Linked DNA regions of Homo sapiens: region 1 is linked to region 2. Evidence: chromatin loops called from intact Hi-C (ENCODE). Cell type or tissue: GM12878. All regions are shown on one strand.

Region 1 (8,000 bases), 79 kb before region 2:
TATCATAGATCACAGTTCCATGATCCTGGTTTTATCCCCTTTCGTCATCGATAATCCAGCATTGATGTCTCCATAAAAGGGGAAAAGAAGGGAGATCACGATCAGCTGCTGCCAACAGTCCGGAGGCCGGTCCACTAACATGAATGTCAAAATGTGCAGCCTTGAGGCAGCTTTCATATTCCCTTTTAAGTTTAAGGACTCCCAAACTCCCTACCCATTGAAGGATAAACAAATAGTTTACACAAATATGCTTTCAACCCTTCATTGATCTCTGAATATATCGCCACCTCCCAAAGCAAACAATTTGCAAAGGCATTAGCTAGAGGGACTCTTTGGCTTTGTTTTGTTTTGTTTTCAGGAAATGCCTTTGAGTCAATATTTAGTCAACCTATTTTTTTCTTTGTATTTTCTACATTTATGATGCTGAAAGATGAGAATCTTTCCTAGGGCTGTAATGACTTTCATAAGCATATTTATTTTCTGAGAAGAAACAACTCTTGTTACATGACCTTCAGTTTAGGAAATGGAAGACTGCTATTTGTTACCCTGGAGGGTATGGCTTTGTGTGTTCTTCCTGTACTCGCAGTTGGACAGGTCTTAGGGAAGACCCGCTTATGGAAAGTGTTAATGATTCAATAGTGAGCGTAGTAAACACACAAACACAAACAATAGTTGACTCTTAAAATAAACAAATATAAATAAGCACACTAGTGTTTTAATATGTATGGGTATCTTTTTCAGTAGAGCTTCTGTGAAAAGCTTCTATTCTTATCCCAGTGACAATGCCATTACAGAAAACCAAGTAAAAAAGTATCTAAACTTAAGTGCTCTATGTCTGAAGCCATGCTCAGAGGAAAAAAAAATCTAATTCAAAAACGATTCATTCTCAGTATCTTTTTATACACAGATCATTCCCCTCTGATAACATCTCTTTTATTCTCTCCTACTTCTCTCTTGCAGTTTAATTCCATCCCTGCCTCCTTTCCTGCTTTTCTTTTTTTTTTTTTTTTTTTTTTTTTTTGAGACGGAGTCTCGCTCTGTCACCCAGGCCGGACTGCGGACTGCAGTGGCGCAATCTCGGCTCACTGCAAGCTCCGCTTCCCGGGTTCACGCCATTCTCCTGCCTCAGCCTCCCGAGTAGCTGGGACTACAGGCGCCCGCCACCGCGCCCGGCTAATTTTTTGTATTTTTAGTAGAGACGGGGTTTCACCTTGTTAGCCAGGATGGTCTCGATCTCCTGACCTCATGATCCACCCGCCTCGGCCTCCCAAAGTGCTGGGATTACAGGCGTGAGCCACCGCGCCCGGCCTCCTGCTTTTCTTCCTTAATCTCCTTCTCCCCAATTCTTTCCCTTGTTTTCTTCCTTTTAACCTTTCCTTCTTTTTGGTTGTCCCAACACAGCTTGAATTCAAGGTAGGTGTTTCTAGGGGCTGAAGCCCCCTGAGAACAGAACTGGTGGAAGATCTGTTTGGGGCTTGAGATTAGATTGAATTAGTGAGAGAACAAACAAGGCACAAAGCGATTGCTTTAAACTCATTTTCCACCTGCCTGCTGTAATGACATTAGGTTGATGGCATGGCCTCCTTGCCTGAGCATTGTAAATACAAGTGTTGAACACAGAACTCCTGGAAACCAAGGACACTGTCATCTATTGAAGTGAATACATCTGCATTCATTTTCATCCCCCTTCTTGGCACCACAGATAGTCACAGCATCCATCCTCTTTGATGTCTGAAGTTCTGCCAAAAAGTCTCTTTCAACTTGATAGCATTGGTCTTGCATACGAGGCAAAACAAAAGCTACTGTTTAGGGGACACACGGCACATCTTGCTTCAGAGACCTCCTTCCTTCGTGTGTGGCAGCCTCACTGGTGTGGTTCTTTGGCAACAGGATTCAGTGTCTCTAGCACACTTTTGCTTTGCTGTCTTCTTCAGAAAATTATTTACCTGGTCATCCTGACCAGCAGAGGTTTTGAGGGTAAATGAAGCTTCAGCCAGAGCTGTGCCTTGTCAGAAAAAAAAAAGTGTGTCTGTGGTGTAAAGAGGATACTGAGCTGAAGAGGAGAGCTGGGAAGCCCCTAACTTCAGTTTCTTTGAAGCGCTGCTCCCCAGACATGAGGTGAGAATCTTTCAGGCTCCCTGTGTCTTCCTAGTCACTAGCAAAGAAGAACACAACAGCTTTCTAGATGATGCCATATGCATTACAATGGCAGGATTTTAAAGTCCCTTCAAGAATAGTATACAGAAACATCAAAATCAAGGTGTTCAAAATTTAATCTATTAGCATTCTTTACTCAGGGGAATCCTCTTCCAATTTGTGTGTATGTGTGTGTGTGTGTGTGTGTGTGTGTGTGTGTGTGTGTGTGTTTGCATGTGTGTAGGATGGGAGATGGAGAAGGCTTGCTTTTTCCTTTAATATGTTTCCATGGCAAATGTTTTATTGGGTTGGTGGCTTCTATTCAACCAACTTGTAGGTTATAACCATTTGGCAGGCTTTTGTTTTCTTTGTTTAATTATTACCTTTTTTTTTTTTTTTTCTGGGAGATGGAGTCTTGCTCTGTTGCCCAGGCTGGAGTGCAGTGGTGTGATCTCAGTTTACTGCGACCTCCACGTCCTGGGTTTAAGCTCCTCCCCTGCCCCAGCCTCTCAAGTAACTGTAATTACAGGTGTGAGCCACAATGCCTGGCTAATTTTTTTGTGTTTTTTTTAATAGAGTAGATTTTTGTATTTTTCACCACGTTGGCCAGGCTGGTCTAGAACTCCTGACCTCAAGTGATCCACCCGCCTTGGCCTCCCAAAGTGCTAGAATTACAGGCATGGGCCACGGTGCCCAACCGAACAATTACCTATTTTCTTATATCAGGCTGCACATGTTTACTTGGAACAATTGGTGATTTTTAGGGCAAAGAAAATTCCATCAGACTTGTGGGATACTACCCCTCCCCCATAGCTTTTCTTTCCTTTTTAAAAAAATTAAACTAAATTAAATATTTTGTCTCCTTTTATGTCTTCTCACACCTTCAATCTTCCCCTGCTCCACATACAGCTAAATAATTTAGCCCCAGAAGTTCCCAAAGTCATATCTTTGGGCAGCTCAGATGCTTGTGATTACTTTTCTGTAGTTCTGAGCTGTGTTGTTTCAGAGGTGAGCCCAATAATCATTCTTTTGCCTTTTTTCCCCATTTTTGGGTCCATTTAGTATCTGGTATATTTTGTTGTCCTAATTTCTTGATAAAAGTATTAATTCTATTTCATTCAGCAATAACTTTGCATACAAGGATATTTTTGCATGAATCCTCTCACACGCATTTCATTTTCTTAGATCCAAAACTTCATTTGGTTAATCTTCAAGCTTCAAGTTGGGGACAGCAGAGGACATAGTGGTTTGCTTTCATGCAAAGTTCAGTCTGGGAAAGACAGTTGCTACATGCTGTTCTACAAATCATGTGTCAGAACAGGAATGGAGTCCAGGCACCAGCAGAGATACTCACCCTTCCCCGAGCACAATATGCCATCTGCTGATTCACACAGATTCTTGCTTTGTTCTTCCGTCATGTTACACTTCCGCGGATGTTGGCAGAGCTTTCCAAACCATCCTCTCTCACAAACACAGCGACCACAGGAACATGTGCCGTGGCCTGTGAAGCAACCACAGGAAAGGAGTGAGAGGATGAGGAAATAACCAGCTGAAGCAGAGAGTTTTAAGAAAGAAATGTGTAAACCATAGGATCTCATTTCCCATCCAACACATTCTTCTTTATGCATAGTCAATTTGGCATGTAATTGTTTGAAAGAACTTACAACAGAGTTCTAGCTTAACATAATAAATTTGAATGTAGCATAGGAGATGACTTGAGAGAAAGAAATCTTGCAATAATTTTAAATGGAATTATACCACCTTTCTTGATAGAAAATACTTCTTCATTTGCATTTTTATCAGTATGGAGTCTTAGCGCTATTCTTCATTGCACACACCATGCCATCCAGACCAATTTGCAAGGCTAGTCACATTACCACTGGTGGCAGTATTTATTGATTGTTCTCCTATTGCTTACTAATAAAACAAAAGGGTAACTTTCATACAAATGGCATTTGGTACTATATTAGTTTATCTGTATACCTCTCTGCTTACAAATAACAACAGATACAAGTGGAAGTAATGGTGTCTCTCTATTATTGCATAAAAATTAACATTAGCTTGGATTCATGTTTGGCACATTTTTTTTGGTTTGGTTCCTGACATTGGTTCCTGGTTTTTCAGATGTTTATCTTTTGGTATATATGTAACATTGTATTTGTGACAGCTATATACCAGGATGTACACCTGTTTATTGCCTGCCACCAACACACCATTAGATTGCATGATATTCCATTTCAATTTCTTCCATTTCAGTTTCCGCTCGACCCTTTATTCCTTTTCCTGATATGTGCATTACCTTACAGCAGGGTCTCTCTGAATCAACTATTTGCCTAGCGAAGAGTTACTGAGTATCTGTTATCAACAGAGCATTTTGCTATGCACTAGGGGATACAAAATCAAGCACCATGGACAAAGTGGTCCCTGCTCTTCTCCCAGGGACAGATACGCTCATCATTCACACTGATTAGCCTCTCTGAAGCTGTTGACACCGTTCTCTCCTGACCATTTGCTCTGGCAGGACCCTCAGGAGTGAACCTTGCTCCATCTGCTCCCCCTCCATTCAGCTCTCCACAGGGAGGATGAGTAACCAATGCTTAATGGTTTGCAATTAATTATTATAATTATTTTTTCTTTTTTTTTTAGGAGTGATAGGAATTTCTTTAATTTCTACAGAAATCCCTCTAACAGTTTAGTGGAGAATGAAATAGATGGCTGTGAGAATTGAGAGCATGAACGTGTGCAGACTGGTGGAGAAGCCCAAGTTTTGGCATGAGAAATACAGTGAAAAATGCAGTAGAGTAAATGGAGTGAAGGACACTTGCGAGAATGCGGATCGGTAGGACGTGGTAAGTAACTGTGGTGAAAAGGTTTTTGATCACTGAGAGGTAAGCAGAAGTCTCCTGGAGAGGGTTTCTTGGAAAACTATTTTTTTTTGTTGTTGTTGTTTTTTTTTTTTTTTTTGCTTTTTAAATTAAATAAGAGAGATTTTCCCTGGGTTATACCACATCCCTACCTCACAGGCCATGCAACAAGTGCCTCCTAACAGCCAGAGAAGGTCTGGGAGAGCGGTTTTTTAATCCAGCATATGTTGCTCCCCTGGAGAAAATTGGGATCCTGAAAGAAAGACAGGATACTAGGAATGTCTGACATTCTTTTAAAAAATATTCTGGGAAAAACATCGGATACGAATGGGGGACTACTAAATCTGCAAGAAAAATGTCGCTGCCATACCTTTAACATGCACTCAATCAGCAAGTGCTCTGGCACTTTCTAAGGCTAATGACTGTTCTTGTCACACAGGTTAGCAAAAAAGGAAAAAAGTAAATAAATAAACAAATAAATGAGGTAATTGTGGTCTTTTTCACCTAGCTTGATTTACATGCAAAGTAAAAACAAACAAAGAAACAAACAAAAAACCCAAAAACTGAAACCATTAAAGTTTAAAAGTAGCATGCATGTAAACATGTGACCGATAATTGGCTCAGCCAGATCGGAACTGACTCTAGTTCCTCTGATTCCAATGTCTACACTCTTCCCAATGTGTTGCTTTGCTTCTATATTTCACTTTAGAAAGTGAGACACAGCAGGATTTCTTAATTCTTGTCTCTTTCAACCACCACATCATTTGAAGGTATATATTTGATATTCACAGGCACTTTCTCTCCTTGCAAGTCTCTTCTCTATTGGCATGCCACAAAATTCTCTTGGCCTCATTCAACACTCCTCCTTTGTCTCTATTTATTCTTCTACTTTTTTTTTTTTTTTTTTTACTGAATGAATAAGTGCAGGTATTCACCCAATGTTTATCTTTAATCATCTTTTTTAATCTCTCCATAATTTCTTTCTTGAAAAATCCATTAAATTTTGGGCTTTCAGATAACTGCCAAGACCACAGGGCTGTATCTCCAGCCCCTGATTTTCTCCTACATTCCCCTTTCATGATTCCACACTTTGTGTTCTATTAGCATCCCCACTTAATACCTCCAGAGCTACATAGGCAGGGTCCGACCCATAGACCCTGGTGGAACAACGGATGAACAAATGCACCCAGACACAGGTATCCAGTGAAAGAGTGGGCTAGGGGACCAGGCTGCTCACAGACACCAGACACCAAGGAGGGTGCTGTAAAGAGTCAGCAGCCGTGGCCCTGACAAGCTGGCACTGCAGGCATTTATTCAGTATAGATTTAATCACAAAGGCTCTGAGTCAACACACTTGTGGGCAATTTACATGGTCTCTCCCGTCCCCTCCCCTCCCCAGAGAGAGTAGTCCTGCACTCAGATGATCAAAGCCCAGGTTCCAAGGCCTATGTTAACTTACTTATTTAGATTAGTTTCACCAGATAAGAGAATCTGGCTGCCTTCAGCCAAATCCTTTTCCAAAGCTTTTGTAAAATCTTCCAGCCTTCCAAGAAGGTTTGCATCTTCTACAATTTTTCCCACCACCCTGACCGATCTCCTACATCCATATATGATTTTCTTTCCAAAAGCTGCTTGTCTTTCTCATTTCTTTTAATGTAACAGCTATCCTTTCAATCAACCAGTTCATGATGTTTTGAGTCTCATTTGAATTTCCCTTACTGCCCTCATCCAGCTTGTTGTCAAGTCTTGTTGAAACCACCTCCAACATTCCCACTTACATCACCATCACAACGTTGGAAAAAACTTCCTGTCATGTCTCTCCAATACTCTGGCTCGTAGATTCCTACAGCACAACTTGCCTTGATATTTAGTCCCGTATAACTTCCTAATACTCATGGCATAGAGTTTACCTACTCTAGCCTTTGTTATGTTTTAGCTTCTTGAAAAACAGAAGCTACATTTCCAATTGTATTCCTTCTCTTCTCCCTTTAACCAAACTGGCCCATTCATTGTTTCCTGCACATTTGTCATGCTTTTCTGACCTCATGTTTTTGCAGAGGTAGAAGTACCTTTCCCTTACTATACACATTCAGGTTCTGAGTAATTTTCAAAGCTCAGCAAAAAGCGACTACCCTTCTGTGAAGATTTACCTAATATCCCTAAGTGAGACTCATTGTCTCTCCTCTGAATTTCTGTAATACCTTATTTTTTTTTTTTTACCTCCTGTGGAACTTTTTTGACTTCCATCTCATGGTATATAGTTATGTGTCAAATGAATCCACTACTCTACTATGAATTTTCTGAGTATTACTTCTGTCAGCACTGTAGTCTTCAGAGTGCCTAACACAATGCCTGAGACACAGTGGATCTTCAAAAACTTGGAGGAGATTGAAATTGTCTTTTTCAAAACATCTTTCTCATTTTTACCCACAAATCAAACTGTAGAGTAGAGCCAAGTTAGAAAACTGGCACCCCTACGCCCCTATCTACTCAATGAATAATTGTTAAATTGAGTACATCTTTACTTCTCCATGAAAACCAAAGTCCACTTAAAGTCCAGATGTCCTTAAAGAGTTAAATAAAAAGTTGTCCATCTTTGAAGGCAGAGAATCTGTTGTACAAGAAACCAAAAATGAAGAGAAAGAGAGCTTCTAGTACCAGCTCAATTGGGCTATGAACTTCTCAAATGCTCATGTTTCTTACTGACCCTAGGTTGGTAAGAATTATCACAATTTGACACAACTGAAATCATTTAATCTGTATTGCATAGAAAAATATTCTGTCTTTTTTTTGTTTTCTGCCTTTTTTTTTCAAATTTAATTAGTACTATATGGAAAATGAAAATACATATTATGAAAATGTGTAGGATACAGCAAGAGTAATACTTGGAAAGAAATTTACAGCATGAATGCAATCAGAAGCAATGAAAAATATAAAATCAGTGATGTAATCTTTCACTTTAAAACACTAAAGAAGAGCAATATAAAACTAAATTGGTCA
Region 2 (8,000 bases):
TCATTTGTAAAGAAACTGCAATTAAATAGAAAATCAAATAAATTATCCTTAAGGTGAAGATGAATATTAGTGTATAATCATAGCAGTGAAAGAATTCCCCAAGATATTTACTAACTATAAGACGACATATTTTTAACCATTTGCGATCAAATATGATTTCATGAAACAGTAGCTCTGTAAGGTGTTTCATGGGGAGAAAAGTTCCAGGATCAATTAATTTCAGGAAATATTGGTTGGACAGAGTTAAAGACTTTTCTTACTGCAGGATATATCAGAGTCTTTAACTAACCAACAAGTGCTGAACATCTCCAAGAAGAGGACAGAGTGATCAACATATGTCTGATCAGTTGGAGCATAAGATAGAGCTACAGAACCAGCAAAGCGACAAGTCGAATTCAGAACACATGCTTCAAAATTATTTTAGCAGAAACACTAAAAGAAGTCTTTATCTTTACTGATTGCAGTAAAAGATATAGCTCCAATTAAACAATAACAAAAATGCCATACAGAGACAGAGAGGCAACTAAGATTACAAGGGAGCAGGTAAGAAAGAGATAACAACAAAGAAAATAAAAGTACACTTGTAAAATTAAATTTGCCATTGAAAACAATGCAGATCAGCACTTACCAGGGGAGATCTAACAATGATTTGGAATACAAACTGAAAAGTATTTCAAAAATGCATAGGAAATGAATAAGGGAAAATCACTGGAAGATGATGATAGATGTAGAACTATCCAATCTAGGAGTTATGGGTCTTCTCTAAGAAAAATCAAGTGCAACAGTACCAGATGTGACGTTGAAGAAACCATTGAAGTATACATTTTGTACCTAAAACCAGGTCTCAATGTGAAGTTAGAAACAACTTACCATGCTCTGTGGGTAGATCAATTAAGAGATTCACATCATGAAAGAATTTAAATATACAAGTGAGAAATACATGTAGACCACCTACAAAGGATCAGATTTCTTACAATTAAAACAGCAAAAATGGAGCATTTAGAGAGAAAGAAAATATTGTCATTCAAAATATTGAATGATTTGTCATTTATTTTATTTTCAAAATAAATATTGAATGACAATACTTATTTTAAATAACAAAGGTAAACTGTGTTCATGGTTAGGGCAATAGAAAAAGTAATCTTAGGTATTCAAGGTTTTAGAAAACAAATTGTCCAAATAAAATTCTTTCAAAATTTACTTTGAAATTTTAACAAAAAAATAAATAAGGCCAGGCGCGGTGGCTCAAGCTTGTAATCCCAGCACTTTGGGAGGCCAATGTGGGTGGATCACAAGGTCAGGAGTTCAAGACCAGCCTGGCCAACATGATGAAACCCCGTCTCTACTAAAAATACAAAAAATGAGCCGGGCGTGGTGGCAGGCACCTGTAATCCCAGCTACTCAGGAGGCTGAGGCAGGAGAATTGCTTGAACCTTGGATGCAGAGGTTGCAGTGAGCCGAGGTTGTGTCACTGCACTCCAGCCTGGGTGACAGAACAAGACTCTATTTCAAAAAATAAATGAATAAATAAATAAATGGGCTCAAAATATGGGAGAATTGGAAAATGGGGCTGTCTATATTACGTTAATCAATTCCTATAGTAGTCGGATTTAAGGACCACTATAAATACGGTTATACAACTCAATGGAAATATCAAAATTAATGATTAAAACAGAAGCACTATAAAATAGTTAAAATTTTATTTACCTAGTTATAAAAAGCAAAGTTTATACTAATAATTTCCAGTGAGTAAAGATGGGAGGAAAATTGAAAAAATGCTATATCTTTCATTTTAAATAGATGAAGAACAAATGACACCATTAAATTTGAGACCTTGATATAAAATGAATACTGACAATGTTTTTAAAATAATATAAGGTAACCATTAGGATAAATAAAAATATATATTTATTTTCAAAGGATTGGGCATTAAACTGTATGCAGTGTATTTTATAAAATAATTGAAAGAAGACACAAAATTAAAAATGGTATGAAGAAAGGATAAAATAAGTTGGCAGGAATAAAATCAAATATGTCAATTATGATAGTAAACTCAAATATTTTAATCCCTACTCTCTTACAGCAAAGATTTGTAGATTAGGTAAAAAATTAACAAAATCATAAATCAAAGTGTATGCTGCCCCAAAGTGACAAATCTGACTCAAAGGAATGAAGAAGAATAAAATGTAAAGGGTTGTCAAAGATTTATCAAGCATATAGAAAAACGGCATGGTAGCCTAAATTTCAGACTCAGCAGAATTTAACACAAAACAACTAAACAAAACAAAAAGGTCATATGATTTTCTTTTTCTATAATTTGAATGTTAAGGAATATGTGAAGTCATGAATTTTTGGTCAATATCACTCATTATCAATATATATGACATAAAAACTGTTAGAAACAGATGAGAAGTTGATTACTATTATGAGAAAGTCTAAGCAGTATTATATAACTCAGAACAAAATAATTAATAAGGATAATTTATTTAATATGTCAACTTTGCCTCTTACTCTAATCAACCTTCTCTAAACTATCCACAGAACATTTATGAAAAATAGAGATATCCATCATATACTAGATCATGTAAAAAGCATTGAAATATCAAGAGAGGGCTGGGTGTGGTGGCTCACGCCTGTAATCCCAGCACTTTGGGAGGCCAAGGTGGGTGGATCACGAGGTCAAGAGATCAAGACCATCCTGGACAACATGGTGAAACACAGTCTCTACTAAAAATACAAAAAAAAAAAAAATTAGCTGGGTATGGTGGTGCACGCCTGTAGTCCCAGCTACTCGGGAGGCTGAGGCAGGAGAATTGCTTGAACCCAGGAGGCAGAGGTTGCAGTGAGCTGAGATCATGCCACTGCACTCCAGCCTGGGTGACAGAGCGAGACTTTGTCTTAAAAAAAAAAAAAGAAAAAGAAAAAGAAAAGAAAAGAAATATCAAGAGAACAAAAAGATAAGTCATAGACAAGGAGAAAATATTTGCAAAAGACATATCTGATAAAGTTCTGTTACTTAAAATATACAAATAACTCCTAAAACTCAACAATAAGAGAAAAACAATTTAAAAATGGCCCAAAGATCTTAACAGATGCCTTATTAAAGAAAACATACAGATGGCAAACAAGTACATAAAAAGATGTTTCATATTATATATTGTCATCAGGCAAATGCAAATTAAAACGATGAAATACCACTATACGCTTGTTAGAATGGCTCAAATCCAGAACACTGAAAACACCCAACACTGGCAAGGATGTGGAGAAAACACAGACTTTCATTCATTGCTGGTGGGAATGCAAAATGCTACAGCCTCTTTGGAAGACAGTTCAGCAGTTTCTTACTGAACTAAACATACTATATGATCCAGCAATCACACTCCTTGTTATTTACCCAAAGGAACTGAAAACTTAATGTCCACATGAAAACCTGCAAACCAACGTTTACAGCAGCTACATTATAATTGCCGAAACTTGGAAGCAACCAAGACGTCCTTCAGTAGGTGAATGGTTAAATAAACAGTGGTACATTCAGACAAGGCAGTATTACTCAGCAATAAAAAGAAGTGAGCTCTCAAGCCATCAAAACACACTTAAAAAACTTAAGTGCATATTCGTAAGTGAAAGAAACCAATCTGAAAAGCCTACACACTGTATGACACTCTGGAAAATGCAAAACTATGGTGACAGTAAAAAGATCCGTGCTTGCCAGGGGTTGTAGGGAGAGAGGGGTGAACAGGTGGAGCACAGGGGATTTGTAGGGCAGTGAAACTACTCTATATGTTACTGTCATGGTGGGTACGTGTCATTATAAAATTTACCAAACACATAGAAAATACAATACCAAGAGTTAATCCTAAGGTAAATTATAATAATTACTTTGGGGGATAGTGCTGTGTAAATGTAGGTTCCTGACTTGTAACCAATAGACCTACTGTGGTGGGGTGGGGGATGATGACAGGGGAGGCCATGCATGGGTGAGGGCAGGGAGTATATGGGATCTCCCTGTACTTTCTGTTCAGTATTACTGTGAACTTAAAAGTGCACTAAAAAATAAAGTGTATTACAAAAAGCATTGAAATATCACATGTTTTCTACAAGCTATGGTCTGTGGTCATAATTCCAAAAAAACTTGTAAGAAATATAAAAAAAAATTACATGAAAGAGGAATCTTATAACTCAGACTACACTTTGAGAAGCAGTGAAAATGAAAGTAAAACATGAAACCTGTTACAGAAATGAGTGAAACAGAAAACCGCAAGTTTCAATCCTTATTTAATTCTCGTGTTTTATCTTTATTTGCAGACAAGATGAAGGAGTCTCCAAAAGGTTAAATGACCTACGCAAAGTCATACAGCCTATAAGTGTCTGAATCAGGATTTCACTCAGATCTTCTGCCTCCTAGTCCAGGGCTCTTTTTAAGATATACCAGTGTCTCCCTATTGAAGAAACACTAAGATTAAATTTGGAAAACATTTAATTAGCTAAACCCTTAACTCTAAAATGTTGTTTTCATATTTTAAGGTTTCTGAAATTAGGATCAATTTTAAAATGATTTCTTTATAAAAAAAGATGTACTCCTATTGTCTGAGAATTGGCACATTAACATCAATAAAAATATCTACTGATTAGATTTTCTCCACAACGAAATTATCTTTAATAATAATGTGTGCAGCTGGATTTTAATTTAAATTCAAATCCTTCATTTGTATTAAAAATAGCTTTAGAAAGCACTGAAAAAGGCCATCATATATGCAAAGGACTGTCACAAGCAAAGCAATGCAGATAAAGGTAGTAGAAACTGCCAGGTTTCCTGGAGTAGATGGTACTTTTTAGAGATAGATGAAAGATCTGTCTGATTCAGCAAAAGGGCTATCTCTCGGGGACTCACATCAATCAGTCCCAAGCTAACTTCTAAGGTAAGCTGCTTATTTCGGAGAAAATTGTTATTCACTTACAATGACATTTTTCTAAAATTAAAATGTCCACAAAACTCATTCTTTTCTGTGCCATTAAATTGTAGTGTAATTTTCAAAGTGCTTAATAGATCAAAGATGATGAGAAAGGCTATAAAAATCCATGGGTGGTAGTGATCTTCATTTTAAAATAGCAAAAGCATTCCAGAAAAGTTTGTAGACACTGTCTATGAAGACTACAAATCACCTGGGATCTCTTTAGAATGCAAATTCTGATTAACTGGGTCTGAAGTTGTATCTGAAATACAATTTGATGCTGATACCGTTAGTCTACAAACCACACTTTGAATAGCAAAGGTACAATGGTTAAGAGGCCCATCAACTCAATGAGTCGAAGTTCTACCATTTATTAGCCATGTGATCAGATCCAAGCCATTCCCTTAAGTTCTCCTTTCTCCCTGGGTAAAAGAGAAATCTACCGCATTTTAAAAATACATTATAGGGTTGATGAAAAATACATGTGCAGTCTTTAGAACAGTGTCTAACGCATCATTAAATGCTCAATAAAATTAGCCATTACTGGCCGGGTGCGGTGGCTCACGCCTGTAATCCCAGAACTTTGGGAGGCCGAGGTGGGTGGATCACCTGAGGTCAGGAGTTAAAGACAAGCCTGGCCAACGTGATGAAACCCCGTCTCTACTAAAAATACAAAAAATTAGCTGGGCATGATGGCAGGCTCCTGTATTCCCAGCTACTCAGGAGGCTAAAGCAGGAGAATCGCTTGAACCCAGGAGACAGAGGTTGCGGTGAGCCTAGATCGTGCAATTGTACTCCAGCCTGGGCAACAAGAGTGAAACTTCATCTCAAAAAAAAAAATTAGCCATTACTATTATTAGAAATAAAATACTGAGTGGGACCTGATGAGCCCTTGCAGTGCAGTGTAGTTACACAACTATCGAGCTACCACTGCAACCCTTAACCTACAGAAGAAGCAATATCATCCCTTGAATTCAAATTAAGTCTGTATATGATTTGTTCCTGGCCGGCTGAGTTTTCATTGGCAAAGCAAAGACATACGAAGGCTTAACTGGCAGGAATATAATGAATTTAGAATTTGAGCAGCTATATGGAGAATCCACCCATTTATAACTAAGAAGTTCCTCAACGGCTAAAGTCTGTGCCAAGAGTGTTTACTAAGTCAATCTGTACACAGCAGGGCTGCTGTCACTGGGCTTATTTCTGTCACTTTGTGACACCAGTGCTCCATCAGGCATGATGATTAAATCTACAACCTTTCATCTGGTAAAACAGGAAAGGTAATTTCAAGAGTTGCAATTGCATCACTGAATGTCTCTTGCTTTAAAAAATAAATATGCTGTCTTTGCCTCTGCATTTATCTACCGGCAGGGAACCATTATATACTGACAATGTTCTGTTTCAGAAGCATTATCTCTGAATAATTACCTGTTCCTTGTCTCCATGGAAAGCTGTACCGCAAAACCTCTTTTAATTTGGTATATGGCAGAATTCACAGATTGTATTTTATTACTATAAAAAAATACCTTTCTCCACCCCCTACGAAAATGAAGGTAAATGTTAGCCACGTCATGAATGATGCTGCAGTTTGGAACATTGCAGCCCCCTGATGGGGAGGTTCTCCTTCACCTTCCGGAAGCACTCATCAACAAAGGGAATCTGTGGGTGGCTCCAGCTGGTTGCAGGGACCAGAATTTGAAGGGAGAGGAAATCCCTGATGCTGGGCCTTCCTGCCTGATTCTCCAAATGGTGACAGGGATAAAATGCAGAGGGGTAGTGAGCGCTGTGTCAGGACTCGGCAAAGAGAAAGCACAGATGTTCACTGAGCTCTTCTCCCTTTCATTTTATTCTACCTCTGTTTTTCTTTTGGTCTCAATTCATGAGCAACCCCAGGTCAATCTGTATCCTGAGTCCTCACCTCCCTTCCATGGACAATTACTTCATTTCCTTTGGAATTACAGACTATTTTAAAATGCTTTCAGGTGAACACTTCAAGGCTCAGAGCAGGGAAAATAAAAGGAAGTGTAGTTATTGGGGCATAAAACATAAATGTTTATCTGGAGAGGAGTGGTTTGGAGGGAGCTGTGATTCAGGAAGTAACGGTGTTTGCTTTCGCTAAAGCAATAGTTTTCACATTTGCACAAGAACAGAAAGAAACCGGCAGAAACATTTCATTCCAAATGAAAGTATTAACAGATCCATGCTAAATAAAACATATGTAAGTGAATTTGCCCAGAGAAAGCAGTAGGTAGGGTAGGTAAAGCTCAACAAGCCCAGATTTCTTCTCACTCTCCAAAGCAACCTAGTAAACATCTAAGCATATCTCCAGGAATCCTGGTGGCTTTAGGTCATCCTGTACAAATCACTAAGCCACATGAATATAAGAGATTGTATACATTGTAAACTGGGTGGGGGGAGATGTTTAGCCAGTCTAATGGAATGCTTACAAAATTTGTTCTTTTAGCTGTTTTAAGCAATAGGGTTTTTAAAAATGGGATTTAAAACAGGGCCAGAAGGCCAAAAACAGGCCCAGAAGGCCAGAAGGTATACCCAAAAAAACTTTCATTCCTTTAAAATATTCTACAGTCAGACTACTTACCACACTGCCCTGATGATCTCACCTAATGTGAAGGAGAAAGGTCATTTGTTAATTGTCCACTTTTAAATCATGAGTCTCCCTTTAAATTTGTGCTCTGCGAAGGTTAAGTGTGATTACAACAGATTTCTTTACATCTTTGAACTACAGTGACTCACGGTGAACCCACTGCCTGTCCTCAGATGAAAGTCAACAGGAGATTTGAGTTATATAATTTTATAGAATCATCTTACCAGGAATCTGTATGGGAGCCATACATGAAGGAACAACTGTATTTATCAGCCTTTTATAAAAATAATGACATAATGCTTCTCCATGTGTAATGAGAAGTGTATGTATCTCATAACAAAATGACAATTGTATGTTAGATAATTGGGTAGGAATAAGAAACTAATTTCAGTACACAAAGATATGAAACTTGATTTTATTTCACAAACATTTTTATGACTTTT

Evidence for each region. Hi-C counts contacts between places; a loop is a spot of excess contacts. Peaks named below come from ENCODE experiments on the same cell type or tissue, not always from the same donor. Only the 100,000 strongest peaks of a DNase experiment are listed, where the experiment ranks them.
Region 1: it touches region 2 in a loop (1.9-fold over the local background); 2 of 110 quality-filtered maps call a loop at or near these places.

What each region holds. Positions count from the first base shown.
Region 1 is chr13:101,702,393-101,710,392 of GRCh38, reverse strand. It overlaps ITGBL1 (integrin subunit beta like 1), which reads right to left. Exons shown (of 11, transcript NM_004791.3): 9 at 3,491-3,637. Among named protein-coding and RNA genes, the nearest start is that of FGF14, 210 kb to the left of the region's middle. RefSeq lists an enhancer at 1,920-2,444. In GM12878, no CTCF peak of the experiment used is centred here; a DNase peak (open chromatin) is centred at 3,481.
Region 2 is chr13:101,623,351-101,631,350 of GRCh38, reverse strand. The region is part of intron 7 of ITGBL1 (integrin subunit beta like 1); the gene reads right to left. Among named protein-coding and RNA genes, the nearest start is that of ITGBL1, 170 kb to the right of the region's middle. In GM12878, no CTCF peak of the experiment used is centred here; a DNase peak (open chromatin) is centred at 4,220; H3K4me3 peaks cover 825 bases; H3K27ac peaks cover 1,420 bases.